Regions from separate parts of the Mus musculus genome. Here region 1 is linked to region 2. The links are chromatin contacts, found by POLR2A ChIA-PET in ENCODE. All regions are on one chromosome and are shown on one strand. Each heading gives the region's core, a stretch centred on a gene start or an enhancer-like site at or near the end of the contact. The rest is flanking DNA. Distances are from core to core; before and after follow the strand shown. Region 1 holds the start of Nemp1 (nuclear envelope integral membrane protein 1). Region 2 overlaps Lrp1 (low density lipoprotein receptor-related protein 1).

Region 1 (3,534 bases), core at 370-2,869, 73 kb before region 2:
GTCTGCCTCTGCCTCCCAAGTGCTGGGATTAAAGGCGTGCACGATCACGCCCGGCACTTTTTTTTTTTAAGTTATTTTATTATTTGCTTATTTGTTTCCAGGTGTAGGTAGCTCCGGTTGTCCTGGAACTCACTACGTAGACCAACCAGGCTATCTTCGAACTGGAGAGATCTGTCTCCCTTGGCCTCCCAAGTGCTGGGAGTAAAGTTCTGAGCCACTATGCCTGGCTTTTTGCTTTCCGTTTCAATCCCCAGTGTCCTGTAAAGGAAATCTCAAAGGAACTGCTGACTGTGCTTAGTATCTCCTTATGTCCTCACACCCCGAGGCCCCATTTTGACAGTTTATTCAGGTGACAGTCCTTCCAAATCCTGTTCTAGGCTTTTAGGCCCTGATCCGGAAAAGAATCTTTCCTGGACATATACTCTCTTCCCAAAAGAAGTCTCCAGTCCCTCTTGAACAATATATTTATGGGTGTTGATCTTAAAGCCACAAGTGAGAGCAAGTGACAGGCAGGCAGGAACGGAAGGGGGCAGTATGAGAGTGGATGTGTGCTTACACGCCTTGGCTGTCTTTATTCTCTGGAGTTGCTACTCCCTCCAGTGGATGTTGGCAAACATCACTTATTTTCCCGGCCACTATTTAACAAGGGAGGGAAAACACGATTTCTTATCAACTTTTAATTTTTTTTTTTTCTGGTCGGGATCACAAAATAAGTTTCTTACCTAGTCCGGAGTTGACTGTCCAGCAGAAAGTACAAAATGAATGTGCTTGAAAGAATGAATAAACTTAGGAACTACGTCCCGCTTAAGCGGATGGCCTCTTATCTTTCCTGGGCAACTGGAGTATAATGACTCCAGGTGTGTTCTCCGGAGCTATTTGGGAGGAGGATCTTAACAGGAGGCCAGTGGTGGCACACACCTTTAATCCCAGCACACAGGAGGCAGAGGCAGGTGGGTCTCTCAACTCCAGGCCGGCCCGGTCTAAGGTGTGAGTTCCAGAACAGCCAGGGGCTACCCTGAGAGACCCTGTCTTGAAAAACATTCAGGTGAACTCTATTCCACTGTACCGAGACAGATCCATCCCTGGGGTGTTTTTAGTAAACTGAATGAGTGGGGCGTTTGCTTTCTCCTGACCTATTTCAGGGCGAAACCCAGAAATCCGTTTTAACTCAGAAATTCAAGAGACCTAGCAGCACCTCGGAGCCCCTCCGTGGTTTCCCCCCTAAAGGGTGTCAACCAGCCCAGGCCTCCCTTCCTGGGGAAGGCTCAGGCCTCCGCCCGACCCGAGCTGTCCGGAGGGCGGCCCGGGACCCGTCAGTGCGGACCGTCCCTGGAGCGTCTCACTCAGCGTCCCGAGCTGCTCCGAGTAACGGGCCGCACCCTCGGGATAAGAAACCACTTTTCCACATTTAACGCCCTCGCGCCCGACCCCTGGGCAGCCGCTGCCCGGGTGGTACCTGAGCCGCAGACCACGCAGCCGGCGACGACCAAGAGCAGCCATGTGGCGCCGCCGCCGCCCCCGGCCCCCCAGCACCGGGGCCCTGGACCAACCGCCGACCACACCGACACTTTGATTCCTCCCGCCATGGATGCCTCACACCGCCTCCTCCTCGCGTGCCCCTCCTCAGCAACTGTCTCCGAACGGGCAGCGCCGGCAGCCAATCGGCTGCGAGACCCGCCCCCACCCCCACCCGTGGAGCAGGCGGGGCCTCGCGCGCTCCGCCCTCCCGCGCCCCTAGGAGCCACACCTCCTAGCAACGCCAATCCTGGCAGTGACGACAGGAAGAGCCCGCCCTTTCCCCGCAATCTGCTTCCGTCCGCGGTTTATTTACAAATGAGATTGATGGAAAGCTTACCCAATAGGAAATCAGAATGAGAGGAGGCCTCCTGGACTGCGTGTTTCCATCGAAACGTCTCTTCTAGTTTTTCTTTCCTTTCTTCCTCGGCCCTTTTATGACATGCTAGCCAGTGGCAACTCTTCACGAGTAAGGTTCTCCCGTGACCGTTTTTTAAGGTAAAATGATTGCCAGCCTGTCTCCAAAGTTCTGAAATATTTCAGCAATAAGTACAGGATTATTGTGCGTTGTCAAGGTTTTGCAGGCATAAACAACGTTTGAAAATGTAGAGATAGAGCTGAGATAGAAACTCTGACTTCGATCCCCAGCACTGCAAGAAAAAAACAAACAGAAAACAAAACACCAAAAAAAAGTATTAATTTGGCTTCGGTTTCCTTTTTTGACTGAAGATGTAGCTAAACTGTGCACAAGGCCCTCGTTTCAATCACCAACGCCACAGGAATAAACTACAAGTCCCGAGCATTTCTGGTTTTGAAACGAAACAAGTGATAATTAAGACAGCTTATCCTCTCCATTTGGGAAAAAAAAAAAAAAAAGCCAAGGCTAAGAGAGAGAGAAAAAACACAAAGTAGGTTCTGAGCTCAAATCTAAGTTCTTTCTGTGGCTTAGGTGCCTCCCAGTACTTGCAGTCCAGGCACTGTGTGTGTAGCACTTACAGAAATTGAAAATTGAAGCACCTTTTTTTTTTTTTTTTTTTTTTTTTTTTGGTTTTTTGAGACAGGGTTTCTCTGTGTATCCCTGACTGTCCTGGAACTCACTCTGTAGACCATGGCCTTGAACCCATAAATCTGCCTGCCTCTGCCTCCCAAGTGCTGGGATTAAAGGCGTGCTTGTAATCCCATCACTTGGGAAGTTGAGAATGAAGGCTTGCTGAGAATTGAAGAGTAGCCAGGATTATAGAGTTTGAACCGTGAGAACCTGTATGTGTGTGTATATACATACATATATATACACACACACACACACATATATATACATATACATATATATATACACATACATACACACACACATATATATACACACACTTGTGTGTAGACACATGTATACATGTATATGCACATTTATACACACATATAGATGGCTTATTGCGATGGCTCGGTTGTGTAAACCTAGAACTCATATGACAGGAGAAAACCAACTTCTGCTCCCACAGGACCTCCATACTGACTCTGTGGCACACAATACCCCCCACACAATTAATGGATCGATTGATAAAAAAAAAAAAAAAAAAAAAAAAAAACTTTTAATGTCAAGGTTAACAGGAGGCGTGTTGGTCCATATCTGTTAACTCCAGCATTCAAAACACTCAGGTCAGAGGATCACAAATAAGATTAGCTTGCACTACACATCTAAAACCAACCTCAAAACAAAAACTTACATTAATGTGAAACAAGGGAAGACTAACAAACTATCCCAGACAAGGGAGCATACGTAAACACGATGAACCACATGTCATATAATATGGATCTTGGAACAGGAAGAAAAAAAAAAGCCCGAAAAACAAAACTGAGATTGCAAGCGTGAGTCACCTCTTCCCTGCCAGTCCGCCCTGCCCATCTTTCGGTCCTGCTTCGGTTTCTGTGAGTACTGTACATATTCTCTGCCTGACCTGCAAATGTCAAGCCATGTAGTGGGAAGGAGCCTTGTGCACCAGAAAACTTGGGTTTGAGCTCAGT
Region 2 (3,995 bases), core at 9-2,508:
TCTGTGGCAGTCAATGAGACGAAGGGACGAACCACGGGCCACTGGAGCATTTAGGATGTGCTGGCCATTCCCATGCAGGCTTCTCTTCTCTTCCGAGGCAACTTTGCTGTCTAAGCGTGAGGAAGGGTGTCACAGGCTGGACTCACGCATGGCTGGGTGCAGATCCCCTCTCGTGCTGTTACACAAACAAACAGTAATTGCTTCAGAGTCAACAGCTGGCCGAGTCACATTCCCCGAAAAGCCACACAGGGCTGCCGGGAGGGGTCTGGCCTGTGGTTGATCTGTCCCCAGCCCTCAGACATAGATCTCTGACCTTGAGTAAACCAGAGCTCCCCACCACAACTTAGTTCCCTAAACTGCGTAATGGGCTGTTGTTACTCTGTCCAGATCTGATAAAGTGCAAACTGGTGGTAAAGATTGCCTTGCTAATGAGGCTGAGGGCAATGAACTGTGGATCCTATAGCCTTTGGTTCTTAGTTTGGTTTGGTTTGGTTTGGTTTGGTTTGGTTTGGTGGTGCTCGCTGACAGATGCTAAGCAGGCATCCTACGGCTGGCTAGATCCCCGCTCCTGTAGTAGGTCTGTAAGCTCTTCTTCTAGGCCTGTGAGGCTCCCTCGAAGAAAGCCAAGGTCCCATGAGGTTATAAAGGATTCAGTTTGATTGAGGGTCCTTTCAGGGGTGGGAGAGAGGGCGATGGTGGAAAACAGAGCAAATCTTCCTCTCTGTGGCCTCAGGATACTGCTCAGACATCAACCTCTAGCTCTGCAGTTATCAGTGTCCAAGGTTCACCTGTGATTGGGTGTCTGTCCTTCTGGAGCGCACAGCAGAGAACTGCCAGACACCTTTGGGATAGGTAGCTCAAGGAGCCCTGTGTGCTGAGACTGGAGACAACTACCCTGCCTGTGTTTCTAGTTCACCATCCCACTCAACAGGCGTGCTTGGGCAAAGAGGGTTAGCAATGGCAGCCTTGCCTCGGGGCCAGACATGGGTATACCGGGTAGGTGGCTATGATGTGCCCCCTGGGAACCTTCTCAACTTCTGCCCTGGCCTGGCTATTCTTCCCCAAAGAAGCAGGAAGTAACCTTGGGTAGCGACACCCCTCCCTTGGCAAACAGATTTGCCTTGCCTACCAGGCTTCAGGACTTCACTGGGCCTCTGGGGCAGAGTCCAGGAACTCTATCTGGAAGCGACCAAGGTGCTTGGAGAAAATCCTTTCAGGAGGAATGATTGGGTTCCATTTGCCCCAGCTCCCGTCCCTCCCTACCTCGTCCCCACCCCCACTCCTGACGCCAGAGTGTCTGGCTGTCACCCTGAGGATGGTGGTTTGCTCACATCCCACAAACTAATTATGGGCCCTGGCTTGAGGATGTCGGAAGTGTCTCTGTAACACCCTCCCCCACCCCTGGTACATCCCCTTCCTCAGGAGGAGGCCTTCCCTGGGGTCAGGGAGCTCCAGGGGCCCCGGTTACATACCTGCACAGGGGCTGCTGTTCTATAGTTAGTTCTCTGGAGAATGAAGGAAAAATCCACTGCCTTCTGCCTTCCATCCTGCAGCCAGATCCTCCCAACCTTCCCCATGACTGGGACCTCTGTGAGACCCCTGGGAACATACCTAAGTCGGTAGGGAAGAGGGTGGGGAGGGGGTCAGGAGGTTGTCAGAAGGTTGGGGTGTGTATCTTATGACTGAGAAGAGGGGAGCCAGTGAGGACATCCGACTGGTGCGGGGAGATGGGGGAAGCCTGCCTCAGAGAGACCTCTGCAAACAGAAATAAATGTAAAGAAGGAAGGAAGCTGGGAAGGGGGCCCTGTTCACATGGGTCCTGAAGCATGGGGACCGGTCTGCTCGGCATCCTGAGAGCCCTGTGAGCTCCCCAGCCACCCACACACCCACACAAGGCCCATTACCTCCTCCCTCAGACAGCACAGTCTGCTAATTCCATAGCCCCATGCGTGGCCACACTGGCCTAGATTGGTGTGCCTGTCTTCTTCTCCCACCTCAGCTACAGCCCAGACCCACCTTCTCTTCTGCCTAATGAACTGGGAGACCTGAACGGGTGAGGCCAGAAAAGAAAGGGGAGTGAGCTGGGAGAGTGGCTCATGGCAGGCTGTGTTCCATCTCCAGGACTGAAAAGGGAAAAGAGACTCATGGGGTTGAAGGTGAGGACAGAGAAGTCACTAGAGCCCACATCAAAGTACACCAAGATCCTTACTCAAGAAAAATAATAAGGAAATAAGTACTTTCTCTCTTTTTAAGCGTCATCCCTTCTCCAGAGACGTAGTGTTCATTTCAGCATGTACAAGTTTAAAAAAAGTGTTGCTAAAGGTTATTAATTTTTTTATATTTTATTAACTTCTTTACTCTCTGTGTGTTTGTGTGTGTGTGTGTATTCGTGCACACATGAATCATGGTGCGCATGTGGAAACCAGAAGACAACATATGAGAGCCCTTCACTGCTTGGGTCCTGGGGGTTTAATTCAGGGAATCAGGCTTAGCAGTTTCCCCACTGAGCCAACTCACCAGCCCTCTTAACAGGATTTGTTTTGTATTTTTAAGGCAGGATCCTGTGCGGCCCAAGTTGACCTCTAACTTGTTACACAGCCAAGGCTGGCCTTCAACTTCTGCTCCCTCCTGCCTTGAGTCCCCAGTTGTAAAGTTCAGCTTTGCGGTTATGTTCTTACCTGATAGTCTCATTAGAAATTTCCTATACTATGATTGCATTATTAGTTTTCTTGGTGCACGTTATGTGTGTGTACTTGTGTGTAGATGGCGTGTGTGTACACATTCGTGCAAAATCCAGGAGTCAATATCAGGTGTCTTCCTCCATACCCTTCTGCCTTATTTTTAAATTGTTATTACATATGTATGAATGTTTTGCCTGCATGTATGTATCTATGCATGCCTAGTGCCCAAGGAGGCCAGAAAAGGGTAGCAGATCCCTCAGAAGTGGAGTTAGATAGCTGTGAACCACCCTCTGGGTGTAGTTACTGCAAATTAGCAAGTGTCTGAATCACTGATCCCTTCTTTCGCCCCTGCCCTCTTGCCTTAGTTTTTGAGATAAGGTCTCACTAAACCTGGAGCTTGCCAACTGAGGTAGACTGGTTGACCAGCAGTACCCCAGTATCCTCCTGTTTCTGCCTCTCTGGTACTGGAATTACAAGAATGCACTACTGGGTTCACCTTTTAAATATATTTTAGAGACAAAGTTTTGCTGTATGGCCTTGGTTGGCCTGGAACTCACAGAGATCTGCCTGCCTCTGCTTAAAAAGGCGTGTGCCGCCACCGTGTCTAGCAACGACTCGCTTTTTAAAGTGGATGATGGGAATAGAACACGGGTCCTCTGGCACCGATGCCCTAACACTTTGCTGACTGAACCGCCTCTCCATCCCTAATTAGTTAATTTTTTTAAAACTCTATAGCCCAGGCTAGCCTCAAGCTCACAGTAGTCCTCTTCCATCAGCAGCCTTCCAGGTGTCAAGATCGTAGGTGTAAGCCACCATGACCAGCTTTTCATCTGTGGTATATAAAATTGTAAATAAATGATACCATAAACTGTGTACACATAGACATAAATATTTTGAAAGTGATTCACACAAGACTAAAGTTCTGAAACTAAATCCCAAGAGGGTCAACAGGCCTGATATTCCCAGAGCCCAGAAATGGCCCTCCCATTTAACCCCTTAAGTGCTCCGAGCAGGACAGATGGTTCAGTCTGCTCACCCCACCCTTCCTTTCCTCAGCTGAAGGGCTCTGGCGTGTCCCCATTCCTTGCCTGAGGATGTGGCCATTCTAAGGAGGATGAGGCTTTGGGAAGGTGACACTGCAAACAGAGGCCTGGAAGGAAATGCCACTTAACGAAGTTGTTTTGCGTTGTGCTGTATGAGACGGGGGAGTCTGGAGGGGTTTACAGGTGTCAGGGGTTTCCTTCTTGGGACGTCCTGCCTGGGCTAGGAAGACCTAGAAAAAGGACTGTCTGTTGCAGGCACCAGGGTTGCAAA

What was found. ChIA-PET counts read pairs that join two places held with the same protein, here RNA polymerase II (POLR2A).
Region 1: POLR2A ChIA-PET joins it to region 2 with 17 read pairs in Patski. The contact joins the promoter of Nemp1 here to the enhancer-like site in region 2. POLR2A ChIA-PET finds 5 or more read pairs at or near these places in 3 of 5 experiments (Patski and embryonic stem cell).

What each region holds. Positions count from the first base shown.
Region 1 is chr10:127,675,150-127,678,683 of GRCm38, reverse strand. Nemp1 (nuclear envelope integral membrane protein 1) reads right to left here and starts at 1,619. Exons shown (of 9, transcript NM_001113211.1): 1 at 1,457-1,619. The coding sequence starts at 1,586. Gm16230 (a long non-coding RNA gene) reads left to right here and starts at 1,925. Exons shown (of 4, transcript XR_872178.1): 1 at 1,925-2,013.
Region 2 is chr10:127,600,979-127,604,973 of GRCm38, reverse strand. The region is part of intron 6 of Lrp1 (low density lipoprotein receptor-related protein 1); the gene reads left to right. It overlaps Gm51820 (a long non-coding RNA gene), which reads right to left. Exons shown (of 2, transcript XR_003949046.1): 1 at 1,473-3,995; 2 at 1-175. Among named protein-coding and RNA genes, the nearest start is that of Gm51820, 4.0 kb to the right of the region's middle. Within about 2 kb of position 1,258, at least 3 of the 3 ENCODE cell types and tissues checked have a DNase peak (open chromatin) inside an H3K27ac peak, as active enhancers do.